Linked DNA regions of Mus musculus: region 1 is linked to region 2. The links are chromatin loops, found by intact Hi-C in ENCODE. Cell type or tissue: left cerebral cortex. All regions are shown on one strand. Links, peaks and the distances in the headings refer to the core of each region. The heading gives the core; the rest is flanking DNA. Region 1 has its middle 28 kb from the start of Gm34916. Region 2 has its middle 34 kb from the start of Thbs2.

Region 1 (2,923 bases), core at 249-2,748, 110 kb after region 2:
CAGGATGCTCACCACACCCCTCTGTAGCTAGACTTCCTGAGGCCTGGTGCAAAGAGAGCTGGAACATAGACTTGCCAGTTTGGAAGTGAGGGTAGCGCACTCTGTTTGCTTTAGCAGTAAGGAAAATGCTGAGAGGCCTTGAAGACTGTGCTGGAAGAAGGGGTAGAGGCCTGTGGCACCAGCCCCAGAGCTTCCTCAGGCCTGGCAGGCACCAGAGGAGTTCAACTGGGCTCATAAAAATCTAACTTTGTTCCATGTGTAAACTTCACCAGTATTACAAGTCACTTTCAAAATCCTTCCTGTGTCCAGACTTGATAGTCTTTTATGTATGACCCTCTGCTTTCGCATCTACCCATCGAGAGGGTTAACTCATGTTTCTTCACCTTAATTTTACTTCTCCTCTTAGGCAAGGTATGTCTATTCTCAACAGCTAGATTTTTCAAAGAAATTTGTTTATGGTCAGACGTATTTTTGGCCAAGTGTTATATTAATATTATAATCTCATAAGGAGTAAGGTTTTTTTTTCTTAAAAGCTATTTTAAAGATTTACAGACTCTCAGAAATAAAAGTCAACATTCTTTCTCATATAAAGAATCCAGTCAATATGAAATGTACATATGTAACATATTTAACATATGTAACATATGTAAACAAATTTGTATGTGGTTCTGTGTTTCTTCCCTTTGGTTTTAGGCAATGCCTGTGGAAAGGTCTGTAACTTGAAGGAAAGAGAATAAAAGGGCTAAATATGGGATAAGAAAGACACCTCATTACCTGAATGTAAGTCAGGGACAGGAGGTCTAAAATAGTATATAAAGCTAATTGTTTTTCTGTGGAGTCTTTCGGGCTCCGTGGTATATAAACACACAGAATATATATACATACACATACACATACACATACACATACACATATACATATACATATCTGACAGTGAACGTGTAAACTTGAATGTGAAGGTCCACAGCCTCAAGGGGGCTATTCTAACTGTATAGAAGTTCATGAAAATGGGCAGACTTTGGGTATGGTTAATTTCAGCCTGTGGGTTTTTTTTTTATCTCCAAGTTTTGTTTTGTTTTGTTTTGTTTATAATAAAGTTAATGTAGAAAAATATTCCATAAATTCAGTTAGATACCTATCTAGACCAAATACAGATTTTTTTGAAAGGATAAGAAGACCACACATTGCATGATTCCTTTAGTATGAAATGTCTAGACTCTGCCAGCTCATAGAGTCTCCAGTAAATGGTGGCTGCCAAGGGTTGGATGGGGTGGAAGGGATGTGGCTGGCAAAATGGACAGACTGTTCGTAGGTATGGGTTTGTTTTAGAACAAAATGTTCTAAAATTATCCTGCAGTTGCATAACACAGACTGTACTAAAAACCACTGGCTTGTATGGTATATGAATTATATTGAAATAAAACTACCAAAATATTAATTTCCCCTAAAATATAATGGCAGCTGTAATTTTAGAATTTTTTATATATCCTGGAAATTCTTTAGTGAACTCTGGTAAGAAAGTCTATGTATCACAGCTCCATAGAAATGTGAATTTATATAATTTGTGTGAATCTTCTGAATTTGCTTTCAGTTTTTACCAAGTCTTTAAAAGTTATAAATCCTGGTTCCTCAAACTACCGAAAGCTGTGTGTGAGACGCTGCTCAAGCGCAGGCACCTGAGCCTGACTCCTCAGAGCCCACATCACATCTGCATGGGACAACACCGGGCTGGGTCAGAGATGAGTGGGGCCCTATAGCTTACTGACTAGCTAATCTAGTCAAATCATAAAACTCAGGTCAATGAAGAGACCCTGTCTCAAAGAACAAGGTGGAGAGCAATAGAGATGTAGATCTCTGGCCTGCACATTCACAACACACACACATACATACTCATAATATACTCATATACATATACATACTCACACATAATTATATATACACACATACATACATACACACACTCATATACATGTACATTTATATACATACACACACCCACAAACACACACAACATACACATAGTCACACACACACATATACAAACACACACACTCACACAACACACAAACACAAGTAGCTCTATAGATTACTTTGAATTCGGGTGACATGATATTCCCTGCTTTGCTTATGTCGTCCTGGCTTTTCTTCCCTGGTGTGTGTTCATCTGACTATGAATACAGGCTTCTTTGTGCTGCTCTGTGGTGACTATCCTACTGGAAGAAGAAGCACTGAATCTATAATTGTTTTGAGTAGCAGAGACATTTGAGTATCATTGATTCTTCCCATTAGTGAACATAGAACGCTTTCTGCAGTGTGTGTGTGTGTGTGTGTGTGTGTGTGTGTGTGTGTGTGCTTCACATTCTTTAATCAGTGTTTAAAGTTTTAATTATAGAGAATTTTTACCTCTTGGTTTAGACTTCTTCCTGGGTGGGGCTTTCTGAATCTATTCTAAGTGGGATTCTTCTCTGGTTCCTTTTCTCGGATAGGTCAATATCAACAGAGAGAGAAGATTTTTTTTTTTTTGCAATTGTGTGTGTGTGTGTGTGTGTGTGTGTAAGTGTGGCTATGTGCACATGAATACAAATTCCTGAAAAGGCCTGAAGGCACCAGATTCCCCGGACCTGGAGTTACAGCTGCTGCCTGAGTGCTGGGAACTTAGCTCCTGTCCTTTGTAGTCGTACTGCGTCTTAACTGCTGAGCTAACTCCAGTCCAGAGATAAAAGGCTTTTTGTATGCTGTCTTCATGCCCTAAGGCTTGAATTTATTTTTTAAGGAAGCTTTTGTTTGGTGATATAGCCACATATTATTTTTTAAACTGATGGTTTATGGTGGTGGCAGGAAGAGTATTGGGTTTCATTATGACATTTTCTTATGTGACATTATACGTGTTCAGTTTAACCCCTCCCTCTCCTTGTCCTCCTAG
Region 2 (2,923 bases), core at 224-2,723:
TGACCCGGGACCTGAAGCATGATAAGGGAACCGAGGTGCATGCAACTTCCTGGGCCACCAATGGGAGCAGGTAAATTTCTAGATCTACTTGGGGATCAGGAAGGGGGCTGTTTTCTGAAGGAAGGAGCCTGGGACAGGCCTCTCTTTATCATCTGGACTTCCCACCCTGACCTTTAAATATTTCCTCTAGGAAAGTCAAAGTAAACAAACAAAAAGAGACTGAAGTCAGAATCTAGGTACAGACAAGCCTGGCTTAGATTCCATCCCCTGTAGGACAATTGAAGAGAGAAATAAGGGTGGGACAGAGAGAAAGGGAATCTACTTGATATGAAGATGTGCACCTAACATACAAGTTCAAGGTCCTGCCTGGAAGGTTTGGAGGGTCCATGTTTAAACAGAAAGGAAAGAATCCTGCACAGCTAAACAGTCTTGAAGGTGTGGTCCAGCTCATTTTTTTCTTAATTAGGTATGTATTTCAGTTACATTTCCAATGCTATCCCAAAAGTCCCCCACACGCTCCCCCACCCACTCCCCCACCCTTCCACTCTCACTTCTTGGCCCCGGCGTTCCCCTGTACTGAGGCATATAAAGTTTGCACGACCAATGGGCCTCTCTTTCCACTGATGGCCGACTAGGCCATCTTCTGACATACATGCAGCTAGAGACACGAGTTCCGGGGGTGGGGGGGTACTGGTTAGTTCATATTGTTGTTCCACCTATAGGGTTGCAGATCCCTTTAGCTCCTTGGGTACTTTCTCTAGCTCCTCCATTGGGGGCCCTGTGATCCATCCAATAGCTGACTGTGAGCATCCACTTCTGTGTTTGCTAGACCCCGGCATAGTCTCACAAGAGACAGCTATATCAAGGTCCTTTCAGCCAAATCTTGTTAGTGTATGCAATGGTGTCAGTGTTTGGAAGCTGATTATGGGATGGATCCCCGGATATGGCAATCTCTAGATGGTCCATCCTTTCTTTCATCTCAGCTCCAAACTTTGTCTCTTTAACTCCTTCCATGGGTGTTTTGTTCCCAATTCTAAGAAAGGGCAAAGTGTCCACACTTTGGTCTTGGTTCTTCTTGAGTTTCATGTGTTTGTGGTCCAGCTCGTTACTGTTGTCTAAGTGTTTTGCAAGACAGCCTGACAAATTGTCAGAACAGTGAGAAATCTTTGCTGGGAGCAAAGCCCTCTTTGTAGCTGACTCCAGCCCTCTCAGACTTCCCTTCTCCCAGTAAGAGATTCCTGAGGAAAGTGTAATTTCTTGGGCCTGTTATTTCAATAGTCTGACAGCCACAGGGAGGGGCGCACGTGTCTCTTTAGAATATTTTCATTCCCATCAGAGCTACCACAGAATGAGTCAGAAATGTGAGAGGCGTTTCCTGCATCAGTTGCTCGGCAGCATCTCAGTTTGGAGCTGGGGCCTGGATGTAGCACAGGAGGCTCAGCCCCTCTACCCTCTCCTCTCAGTGCAGATTGTAATGCACTGGGAGACAGCTCAGACTTGATGCTCTGTCGTGGACTGCACAGTTCAATCCTGGATCCAGGTTTACATCCTGGGTTTTTAGCTAAGTGCACTGGGCCAAAATGAACTTTAATGCTACAAGCTGATTCTGGTTTCCAAGTTGTCTTTCTACCATTTTCATCCAAAGGAGCAGGACCCTCACACTCCTGACACAGCAGAGCCTCAAGACTCATTTTGAGCCAGAAAACAATTTATGCTTTGGGATGCTGGGAAAGTACTGATTTTATTTTTTTATTTTATTTTTTTTGTAAAGGAACTTTCAGTTTCTATCAGAGACTGCATTATCTATAAGGGAACAATGACCTCCAGAAAGAGGGGTTGATGTCCTACAGCAAGGACTGGAATCAAAGATATGAAGGTCTCATTTAGTATAGATTAGTCTGCTCCTAAGGTATAAAATGTTCAAGGGCTTTTGCAAAGTTGAGTAAACATGGCATGCATACTATGCTAAACCGGAGGCCCTGTGATGGCCACTAGGTATCTAGCTGTTTACGGCTTCTGCAATCTGCTCTTTCCATCTCATCTCCCAGCTTAGCATCTCCTCCTTGATATGGTTGACTCAGTCGACTCCAACCGGAAGGTGGAGAGAGCTCTCCTTTCAGCAATGGAAAGCACCAAGGTCCCCTAACCTGATGGGAGACAGAGATGCTGTCCTACCTGGAGAAAGGCTGACTGGAGCACTCAGGAGGGATGTTCTAGTGGATGCCAAAGGCACATCCAATAACTGAGGTCAAGGCCAACAGGCCAGAAAGGAAGAGGTTAAGTGTAGAAATGAGGTTAAACGGGCACAGCACTTAAGAGTGTGGACTCTTGGGAAGCCATGTGCCAGGCAGGTGACGTGTGGAGAGGAAATAGATTGAGCCCTGAGGGGCCAGACAGCAGGCGGAGGGAAGAGAACACATAGACCCTGCACCTCAGCACGGTTAGGCTGGGAGAAGGCCCAGGCTTTCAGAGCAGCTGGCTCCAAGGAGAACCAGATGAAGGCAGAGGGCTGTGGAAGGATCTTAGCAGGTGCAGGTATAACGGAGACTTGTGTGGGTCTGTAGCTGGGCCTCAGGTCTTGATGATCTCTCAGAACTGTGTGAGGAGGTGTGTGCATACCTCAGGACAGGGAACTGAATCAGAGGCTAAGAGGCAGTTTCCTGTGCAGAAGTGTTAGGTCCTCAGAACAAATAAGACATTTGATGCTACAGGTCATAGTAGGATGGTGAATGGAGGTGAGGATGTGCCCATCCTGGCCTGTCTTCTCCTCCAATCTCTATTCACCTGTAATGTATTTTTGGTTACCAGTTCAATGATGGCAGGGAAAATGAAATCCAGACAGAATAACATCACATTTGAAATGCAATTCAGTTATACAAACTGTCGTGACACCTACTTTCTCTCCTTATTTTAGCAGCAAAGG

The links. Peaks named below come from ENCODE experiments on the same cell type or tissue, not always from the same donor. Only the 100,000 strongest peaks of a DNase experiment are listed, where the experiment ranks them.
Region 1: it touches region 2 in a loop (2.4-fold over the local background); 2 of 42 quality-filtered maps call a loop at or near these places.

What each region holds. Positions count from the first base shown.
Region 1 is chr17:14,548,945-14,551,867 of GRCm38, reverse strand. No RefSeq gene overlaps it. Among named protein-coding and RNA genes, the nearest start is that of Gm34916, 28 kb to the right of the region's middle. In left cerebral cortex, for the core only: no CTCF peak of the experiment used is centred there; a DNase peak (open chromatin) is centred at 1,279; H3K27ac peaks cover 285 bases.
Region 2 is chr17:14,658,329-14,661,251 of GRCm38, reverse strand. No RefSeq gene overlaps it. Among named protein-coding and RNA genes, the nearest start is that of Thbs2, 34 kb to the left of the region's middle. In left cerebral cortex, for the core only: a CTCF peak has its summit at 1,305; DNase peaks (open chromatin) are centred at 1,333 and 2,660; H3K27ac peaks cover 759 bases.